Linked DNA regions of Homo sapiens: region 1 is linked to region 2. Evidence: chromatin contacts called from ENCODE Hi-C data. All regions are on one chromosome and are shown on one strand. The core of a region is the stretch at or near the end of the contact, and the rest is flanking DNA. Distances in the headings are between cores, read along the strand shown.

Evidence for each region. Hi-C counts contacts between places; a loop is a spot of excess contacts on that map. Pooled maps may share reads with other maps.
Region 1: a map of CD8-positive, alpha-beta T cell shows a loop between it and region 2 (2.3-fold over the local background). The contact joins the promoter of PRPH2 here to the enhancer-like site in region 2. A Hi-C loop is called at or near these places in 1 of 168 maps with a recorded cell type or tissue (CD8-positive, alpha-beta T cell) and 7 of 50 pooled maps.

Annotation. Positions count from the first base shown.
Region 1 is chr6:42,719,514-42,724,424 of GRCh38, reverse strand. PRPH2 (peripherin 2) reads left to right here and starts at 1,828. Exons shown (of 3, transcript NM_000322.5): 1 at 1,828-2,671. The coding sequence starts at 2,091.
Region 2 is chr6:43,140,320-43,145,207 of GRCh38, reverse strand. It overlaps PTK7 (protein tyrosine kinase 7 (inactive)), which reads right to left. Exons shown (of 20, transcript NM_002821.5): 11 at 3,391-3,540; 12 at 3,127-3,277; 13 at 2,909-3,036; 14 at 1,588-1,791; 15 at 602-757; 16 at 1-8. Among named protein-coding and RNA genes, the nearest start is that of SRF, 29 kb to the left of the region's middle. RefSeq lists an enhancer at 1,693-1,782. Within about 2 kb of position 1,632, at least 12 of the 41 ENCODE cell types and tissues checked have a DNase peak (open chromatin) inside an H3K27ac peak, as active enhancers do; they include CD8-positive, alpha-beta T cell, where a contact is called at or near this core.

The DNA.
Region 1 (4,911 bases), core at 579-3,078, 420 kb after region 2:
GAAGTATTCTGTATGATACAATAATGATGAATACATGACATTATGCATTTGGCAAAAGTGACAGAATTATATGCACAAAGACTGAACCTTAATGTAAACTATAGACTTTAGTTAATAATAGTGCATCAATATTGGTTCATTAATTGTAACAAATGTACCACATTAATGCAAGATATTAATTAGAGGAGAAACTGGTTGGGGAGATGGAGAATAATGGGAACTCCCTGTATTTTCTGTTCAATTTTTTTGTAAACCTAAAACTACTGTAAGAAATAATCCATTAATTAATAATAATAATAAATGTACAGATTCACCAAGAGTGTACACTTCTACTTCCACTCTCTTTGTTGATGTATGGTGACAGAATTTTGACATACATTCAATTTGATGGATCGAGTTTGGTCTTTTTCTTTTTTTGAGACGTCATTTCACTCTTGTCACCCAGGCTGGAGTGCAATGGCGCAATCTTGGCTCACTGCAACCTCCACTTCCCGGGTTCAATTGATGCTCCTTCCTCAGCCTCACAAGTAACTGGGATTACAGGTGCCTGTCACCATACCCAGACAATTTTTGTATTTTTAGTAGAGACAGGGTTTCACCATGTTGGCCAGGCTGGTCTTGAATGCCTGACCTCAAGTGATCCACCCACCTTGGCCTTCCAAACTGCTGGGATTACAGGTGTGAACCACTGTGCCCGGCCAAGTTTGGTATTTTATTGTTGTTTGGATTTGCATTTTCCTGCTTATTACCCAAGTTGAGATCTTTTCCAGATTATTGGACTTTTCAAGTTTCCTAATTATGAATTGTCTGTTCCTGGTTTTTGCCTATTTTTCCAGTTGATTATTGGTCTTTTGATTGTGAATTTTTGTTTATTGTGAATTTGTGAGACTTAAAACATTTTTGCATATTAATTCTTTTTTTTTTTTTTCCAGACAGAGTCTCACTGTCACCCAGGCTGGAGTGCAATGTGGGGATCTCAGTTCAGTGCAACCTCCACCTCCTGGGCTCAAGCGATCCACCTGCCTTGGCCTCCCAAAGTACTGGGATTACAGGCATAAGCCACCATGCCTGGCCACTGTATATTACTTTTTAATTTTACAAGTTGCAAATGTTTTCTCACGATCTGTCACTTTCTTTCTTTCCTTCCTTCTTCTCTTCTTTTCTTTGTCTTTTTAAAATTTGAGACAGGGCCTCACTCTGTCACCCAGGCTGGAGTGCAGTGGCACGATCATGGCTCAGTGCAGCCTTGAACTCCCCAGGCTCAGGTGATCTTGCCACCTCAGCCTCCAGAGTAGCTGGGAGAACTACAGGTGCATGCCACCATACCCAGCTAATTTTTTTTTTTTTTTTTTTGTGTGTGTGTGTGTGTGTGTGGAGATGGGGTCTTCCTATGTAGCCCAGGCTGGTCTTGAACTCCTGGGCTCAAGTGATCCACCCAACTTGGTCTCCCAAAGTGCTGGGATTATAGGCGTGATCCACTGTGCCTGGCCCTGTCATTTCTTTTCTCAGAGAGGATAACAATTTATTTGTCCTACAGAAAGTTTTAAATGTTGAAGGAGATTGGCCTGGAAATATGCTTTTGGGGAGCAACACGGTCTGAGCCAGACATCCAGATACAGCCCATTCTTCTGGCCAGTCTTGCCCTTTGCTCCTGATTCTCCAAGCTGTACCCAGAGCTTTCTGGTTCAGCATGTACCTGGAGGCTGCTTTTGACCATGTTTTGAGAGTGGCATGGCTTTATCTAATGGGATGAACCTGGCTAAAGAGATTAGCAAAATGTCTTGTGGATCCCACTTTTAATCTGCAGCGTTCAGGCTGCCCCTTCTTGGCTGGGAAGGGCGCTGAAGAAACAACGCCCAGGACCAGGACTATCCCCTGCTCAAGCTGTGATTCCGAGACCCCTGCCACCACTACTGCATTCACGGGGATCCCAGGCTAGTGGGACTCGACATGGGTAGCCCCCAGGGCAGCTCCCTACAGCTTGGGCCATCTGCACTTTTCCCAAGGCCCTAAGTCTCCGCCTCTGGGCTCGTTAAGGTTTGGGGTGGGAGCTGTGCTGTGGGAAGCAACCCGGACTACACTTGGCAAGCATGGCGCTACTGAAAGTCAAGTTTGACCAGAAGAAGCGGGTCAAGTTGGCCCAAGGGCTCTGGCTCATGAACTGGTTCTCCGTGTTGGCTGGCATCATCATCTTCAGCCTAGGACTGTTCCTGAAGATTGAACTCCGAAAGAGGAGCGATGTGATGAATAATTCTGAGAGCCATTTTGTGCCCAACTCATTGATAGGGATGGGGGTGCTATCCTGTGTCTTCAACTCGCTGGCTGGGAAGATCTGCTACGACGCCCTGGACCCAGCCAAGTATGCCAGATGGAAGCCCTGGCTGAAGCCGTACCTGGCTATCTGTGTTCTCTTCAACATCATCCTCTTCCTTGTGGCTCTCTGCTGCTTTCTGCTTCGGGGCTCGCTGGAGAACACCCTGGGCCAAGGGCTCAAGAACGGCATGAAGTACTACCGGGACACAGACACCCCTGGCAGGTGTTTCATGAAGAAGACCATCGACATGCTGCAGATCGAGTTCAAATGCTGCGGCAACAACGGTTTTCGGGACTGGTTTGAGATTCAGTGGATCAGCAATCGCTACCTGGACTTTTCCTCCAAAGAAGTCAAAGAGTGAGTGGCTTCCAGTCCTGGGGTCAGAGCTATGAATATATTGGGGACACTGAGGCTCAGGCCTCTGACCAGCCCCTCTCCCCGCACCCAGTGCCTTTTCCTCTCCATCGGGTGCACAACTTATTGCTGCGTATGTGAGGGTGTATCAGGTGGAACCATATGAAATTGCTAATATTCTACCTCTTTGACCCATAAAAAATGACAACTTCATAGGGTTCAACCTAACATTGGCTAAGGTGGTAGGAAGGTATCAATTTATATAAGCTGTTTGGATAGGAGCCCCTTGGGATGAAGAGCCAGGCAGCAATGTGTGTCCACTTTATACAGAGGGATGGAAGTCATTCATAGATCACAAACACTGAGGTACTATTTGGCTATTTGTCCCATTCATTCAAAGTAGATGGATTCAGTCCCAGAAGTTTAAATTTCCTAGTTAGTTCCCTTGTTTTCCAACCTTTCAACCCTGAGCATCCATTCCCAAGATGTTTGTCTGGATATGTTGGAAAGAGCATAGGAAGGGGAAGTCATGAGATCTAGGGTGAAGTTTTGGTTCTGTTGTTCAAGGTCTTGTGACCTTGGGCAGGTCACTAGTCACTCTGCGCTTTGGCTTGCCCATCTTTTAAATGAGCACTGGAATAGAATAGGTAATTTTGGAAGTCACCTCCTAGCCCTGCCTGGTAGCTGGCATGCAGCAGGTACTCATTAAATGCTTGCTGGTGTTTACTTAGCGAGTCATGATAGTGCAATGTGATAAAGCATTTCTAAAGTATTCTTGGCATATGTAAAAGTAAAATGCTGCGATGGGCTGTGGGAGGTGCTGGTGAGAGAGAGACTCTCGACCACTGTGTCGGAGGGAACAGCCTGTGCACTGGCTCCAGCGGGCTGCTCTTCCCAACACACCCACCAACCTGGGGCTCGAGTGACTTTTCAGGGAAAGGGCAGCCTGCCTTGAGGCAGCCGCTTTCCCTCACCTCTTCTTTCTGTCTGACTCGACCCTACCTGGCTGAGGTTAGGGGTTCAGTTATTCCTAAGGGTGGTTTTTTTTTCTTCCCAGTGAGGCTGGCAAGTCCAAAGGGAACTTGAACTCAGGGCATTGGCACCAGCAGCAGGACATGTTTGAAGCCCAAAACAACATTAATGACGCCCAAATAGCTAGCTTATATCTGCCCTGCAGATGGAAGGGACGTCCAAGTGAAGGTCACTTCTTGGGATTTTATTTTCTTGTGGATGGAGATTACTGCTGCAAATCCCCAGTCAGGAGAGGATTGTAAAGGGCTGTGCCCTTCCCAGGTGACAGGTCTGCAGGGGCAGCACAAGATGCCACGATTTACATAAATCTCCCGAGGAGGGCATGAAGCCAGGGGGACAAGCAGAATTCTGGGGAGTGGGAGAGGCCGATGGTAGAACCAGCCTCTGTGAGCAGAGGCTCACAGAGAAGGGGCTTTTCATCTTTTCCTCTATCATTTCCCTTGATTGTCTCCTGCATAGAGTCAGTTCTTGGACAGATGTATTCAAATCTCTCGGTAACTCCAAATCCCCTTTTGTATCAGAGTGAAGGAATTATCTAGGTCACTCCACTCTCAATGGTCAATGGATCCAAAATTTCAGGCAAATATTTAGCTGAATCAAAACTCCTTCAATGTCCCATACCAACTTGTTGGTGGGAAATTTTCCTAACTCCACTGACTTGGAAAAATTCTTCTATTACACGCACAAAAAATACAGCAGTAATATTAAAAGAAGCCAAAATAGGAAAACAAATTCAAGCTAGCTTCTCACCCATAACTTGATTAATGCCTTTAGTTTTTCTACATTTCAGTTTCAGTCTAGTCTTGTTAACATTTACATAATCATACAGTGTAATGATAGTATAAAGACAATTTAGGGCCGGGTGCGGTAGCTCACACCTGTAATCCCAGCACTTTGGGAGGCCGAGGCGGGCGGATCACCTGAGTTCAGGAGTTCGAGACCAGCCTGACCAACACGGAGAAACCCCGTCTCTACTAAAAATACAAAATTAGCCGGGCATGGTGATGCATGCCTGTAATCCCAGCTACTCAGGAGGCTGAGGCGGGAGAACGCTTGAACCAGGGAGGCAGAGATTGTGGTGAGCTGAGATCTCGCCATTGCACTCCAGCCTGGGCAACAAGAGCAAAACTCTGTCTCAAAAAAAAAAAAAAAAAAAAGACAATTTAGTGTTCCATTTTGTAATCTGATAGTATAACATTTGCATAATATCC
Region 2 (4,888 bases), core at 383-2,882:
ACTCTTCCCTGTGGGTACAGTCTGAGTCAGCCAGCCACCTTCACCCAGGCCGAGGCAGCTCCTGACCTGGGGGAGGGGCCTAGCCTCTCCCACAGTGGGGACCCACCCACCTGGGCTGGGCACGAGACCCGGTTCTGCTGTGACCCCCTCCCTCCTTAGGCTTCAGTGTCTGCAGCAACAAAATAAAAGGGTGGGACTAATATTCAGCATTTTCCAAAGGGTGACTCGCATGAGAATTTTTGGTGGCTCATGGTAAACATGTCTTAACGTATGCTAGGAAAAAACGTAACTATGACAAACCCATGATTTCTCATATTTTTTCCTAGAACAATGGTAACTTAGTTTTTTTTTTTAAAGAGTCAATTTAAATAAAACATCAAGTAAATAATACTACAGGTAGTACACAGGAATGACAAAATCTGCACGAAGGGCAGTGAATAACAGGCTCTGGGGCCACACTGGGCTAGATCTCTACCTATGCTTCCCTCCACCTCTAACATTCTAGGTTTCAGGGACTTCAGAACACTAGCCCGTACCCAGCCTCAAGACACAGCGGGTGACTTGTAGTTAGGCAGGGGCAGCTGTAGTCAAGGCAACATACCCAGCGTGGTGATGGGCTGCAGGCTAGACCGTGGGAAGTGCATCTTATCACTTGTGCTGTGGCGTTTGTTGGTGGCCGCGGGGCCGGAGCCCAAGCTGGTCAAGGCCACTTCTTCTTGGATCTCTGCTGAGGGCTGCCCGTTCTGCAAAGGCCCACCTGGGAAGGAGGAGGACAAGAGCGTCACGATGAGACCTGACACTCTGGCCACCATGGGGATTTCTGTTCTGTCCCCTGGTCTTCCACTCTTGCCAACTTGGGTCCAATCACAGTGCTCCACATGAAAGGGCAAGCCCAAATGATGAAATAATGGGGCTGGGGCTGGGTGGGGGATGTATGGCTATCCCCTAGGGTATGACCCCTTAGTGATGCAGCTGATTATGACCTCTGAGATGAAGCCAACTGCAGACATCTAATCTGAATCACTGGTCCTTAATACCATAGCTACACATAAGGATTTTTGCTTTCATGGGGCCTCCTATTGGGCAAAGCCCTAAACAGGCACAAAGGGAAAATCACAATAATGGAGACCCAACCTCTGCTCCTGAACACCTGAGCTGATAGGAGAGACCCAGCAATGACCTCAAGGAGCTCCCAGTCCAGGAAGTGGGGATAGGAGAAGGGAAGTAAACAGAAAGACTGCCCCTGGGGGAGCTCTTAGACTCATAGAGGGAGACAAGACATGCAACAGCAACGTGTGTACATATACTAATGATATCTGTGGTTTTGTGCTGGGAGGAGGAAACAGCAGGGAATCATAGGAAGCTGGTCCAAGGGGCTCCAATGAAGAAGTCTCAAGCCAGGTTGCTCAGAAGACGAGGCCCTGGGAATCCAACTCCAGGCTTCCCGCTAGGGGTGGGGCAGTCCCAGCTCCAGGACCCAGCAACAGCCGCTCGGTTTCCAGAGTGCTGGCGCTCTCCCCTCCGTGGCCGCGGGAGGGCGCTCAGCTCCCGCACACGGGCACCACCTCCCCGTCCAGGGCCCCTCACCGTTGAGGCATTCCATCTCTGGCTCCTCGCCCTCGGGCTGCTTCTGCAGCCGCTTGGCTTTGCAGCGCTTCTTGCAGTAGAACATGAGGCCCAGCACGGCAATGATGTAGGCCACAGCGGCACCCACCGACAACCCAATGGTCTGGATCATCTTGTAGGGGGGAGGGCTGCCAGGGCCCTCCGACTCCTCCGGCACAGGCTTGTCTGAGAGACACACAGATGGGTCTGGGCAGGGGCTGCTAAGCAAAAGAAGCCCTGCTTCTCTACTAACTCCTCCCAACCCCATCAACAGGGCAACTTAACAGATGGCCCGGGAGGGTCACCACCTTCACTGGCTTTAACAAGGGCCAGCAGGTCCTCATGCCCCACCAAGGTCAAACGAAGACTCTGAAGGAGATGAGGCCAGGGGTTCCCAAGCTGGCTTTGCATCGGAAGCCAAGACAGGCGACACGGATAAGCACACCTGTCAAGGAGCTACCACAAACCCACGTTATTTGTTAAGCTTCCCAAGTGACTTGATAATGTGAGCCAGGCCCCGGAGAGCAGCATTTGGGAGCTTCAGGTTTAGAATTCCAGGCACTGCCTGGCACAGAGCAGGTTTTTCAATAAGCAGATCTGTAGAAGGGATCTGCTGGTCTAGGGGCCTTTTAATGGCCCACACTGAGGGGCCTCAAGAGGCATTAGGGGAATGAAGGGAGACCATGCAGGATCCCCCAACTGCCACACACACCCCAGTGGCTCCCACCAAGGGGGCCTCCTCAGTTCATTTTCATCCATTTAAACTTTCACATTATACTTTGTCTAGAAAAATAACTCTGCTGCCAAACCAAGAAAGTTTAAGAGCTTCTCATTTAAACCACTTTCACCTGTGGATGCAGAAACAAGTCCCCAGAGGAGAAATAAGTCTCCCAGGGGCAGAGAGTTAAGTGCAGGGCCTTTTACCTGACCCATCATCCTCTCTGGGCCTCCTGGAGAAAAGAACCTTGTCCTACTGCATTCTGACCTGGTCCTCCTCCCCAGCCACCCAGAGATATGTGTGGCTGCTGCAGGAACCTGGGAGGCAGCATTGTAGGAAGAGAACACCCCCCCACTCCCCCACAACACACACACACACACACCGACCGTTGGATGTTAAATAAACGACAGCCCGGCTCTGAGCAAGGACTCTAAGACTGTGCAGCAGCATGGTGAGACGGCCGAATCCCCACCGCTGCCACAAAAATGGCTTCTGTGCCATGTTCTGTACACAGGGGCTGAGTACAAGGTGACAAACGTCTGGGCCCACCACTTCCTGTGCAGCATAACCCTCCCCAGCCCATACCCACGACATAGAGGGGGGCCTCCGTGTGCTTGATGTTGCAGCTGTTGCCTGCAATGCAGGTGTAGCGGCCTGAGTCCTCAGGGGCCACGTCATGGATCACCAGGGAGCCATTCTGGAAGATGTGCATCCTGTCGGGGGAGAAGCCATAGTGCTGGCCAGCTCGCAGGGAGGGGGGCTGCAGGAGAGGAGGGACGGGTGTGGGAGAGAGGTGGCCCTACCTGGGTCCCAGCTTGGTGGGGTCCAGGATGCGGTCCTTGCCTTTCCACTGAATCAGCGGCTTGGGGTCCCCCTGGGCCTCGCACTGCAGTAGGGCTGTGTGGCCCTGGTACACAGTCGTACGCTCTGGTTCCACTTTGAAGGTGATAAAAACTGGAAGAAAAGAGACCAGCGAGGCGCAGGGAGGGGTAAGCCAAGGGGCTGGCAGGGTACACGGTGCTACCCCAGAGGGCCCTCCCAGCCCCAGGGCCCTGCCACGGTCGCACCTGCCACAGTGAGCTGGACATGGGCACGAATCTGGCCCTGCGGCCCGTTGGAGGCAATGCAAGTGTAGTTGCCAGCGTCATCTCGAGTCACCCGGGCAAAATGCAGGGTCCCAGCGTTGTCTGTCACCCACTCTGGGAGGCTGCTCCCATCTGCAGGGGTAACAAAGGGAAATTATGGGAAGGATCAGGGTTACACAGACAGCTGGCAATGCCTTCAGTCCCTCACCTCTACTCAAAAACACACCATCGCTCCTGACCACCCACAGGCAAAGTCCAAACTCCTGAGCCAAGTGTTAGAAGCCCCTCCGTTATTTACCCCTCTTCCAATTCTTCAGTCTCACCTCTTCCTCCTACTGCCCTGTGTGACATTCCACGTCTGCCAAACCGGACTCTGTTTGGGCCCAGATCGGCCCTGTTCCTACTCCGCTGCCCATCACTTCTCCCTCCTAGAGCCCATTCCCGCTCTTTACCATCCCAGGCTGTAGATCCATTTTAAGCCTCACCTCTCCCAGAAAGTTCCCCCAGACCTGAGCAGAGGGAGCCTACTTCCTCCTCAGAATCTACAACTGTACTCTCTCACTCTAGGTGGAAATGTCAAAATTGGTCCAACCTTTTAAAAAATAATTTGGCAACTCACATCAAGGGCTATAAAAATGTTCATACCCCCTTTCGTGCATAATTATCCCAATTCTGGGAATCTTTCCCAAAGGAAATAAACCTAAATCCAGAAAAAAACTTTGGCTTAAAGATGTTTATTGCAGCAATGAAAAAAAAGGGGGTGGGTGGGTGGCTGGTTAACAACCCAAATCTCCAACATTTAAGGAACAGTTAAGTAAATTACAGTGAATCCAATTGTTGAAATATTATTAGGATCATCAAAACAAATATTCATGAAGAGTGTATAAAGATGTGGGGAAATGCTTGACAATGGTAAGTAAAAAAGGGTATAAAATTACACCGTTACAAAAAAAATAAAAATAAATAATTTTAAAAAATATTTTTAAAAACTACATAGTTATCTGTATTGTCTAATTCTACAATAAGCATGTCTACAGGCATGCACCACCATGCCTGGCTAATTTTTAAATTTTTTGTACAGACAGGGTCTCCCTGTATTGCCCAGGTTGGTCTTGAACTCCTGGGCTCAAGCGATCCTCCCACCTCGGCCTCCCAAAGTGCTGGGATTACAGGCATGAGCTACCACACTCAGCCAATCATGTAAATTTAATAACTGAAACTATATATACAATAAAACTGCTAGGTAAAAAAAGAAAAACATATGCACAGAAAAAGAAGACATACACCCAAAGATGATAAACGGCAGGACTGTACATTTTTTCTCCCAATATTTTTTTTTTTTTTTTTGAGATGGAGTCTCGCTCTGCCACCCAGGCTGAAGTGCAGTGGCACAATCTCGGCTCACTGCCACCTCCGCCTCCTGGGTTCAAACAATTCTCCTACCTCAGCCTCCCGAGTAGCTGGCACTACAGATGCGTGC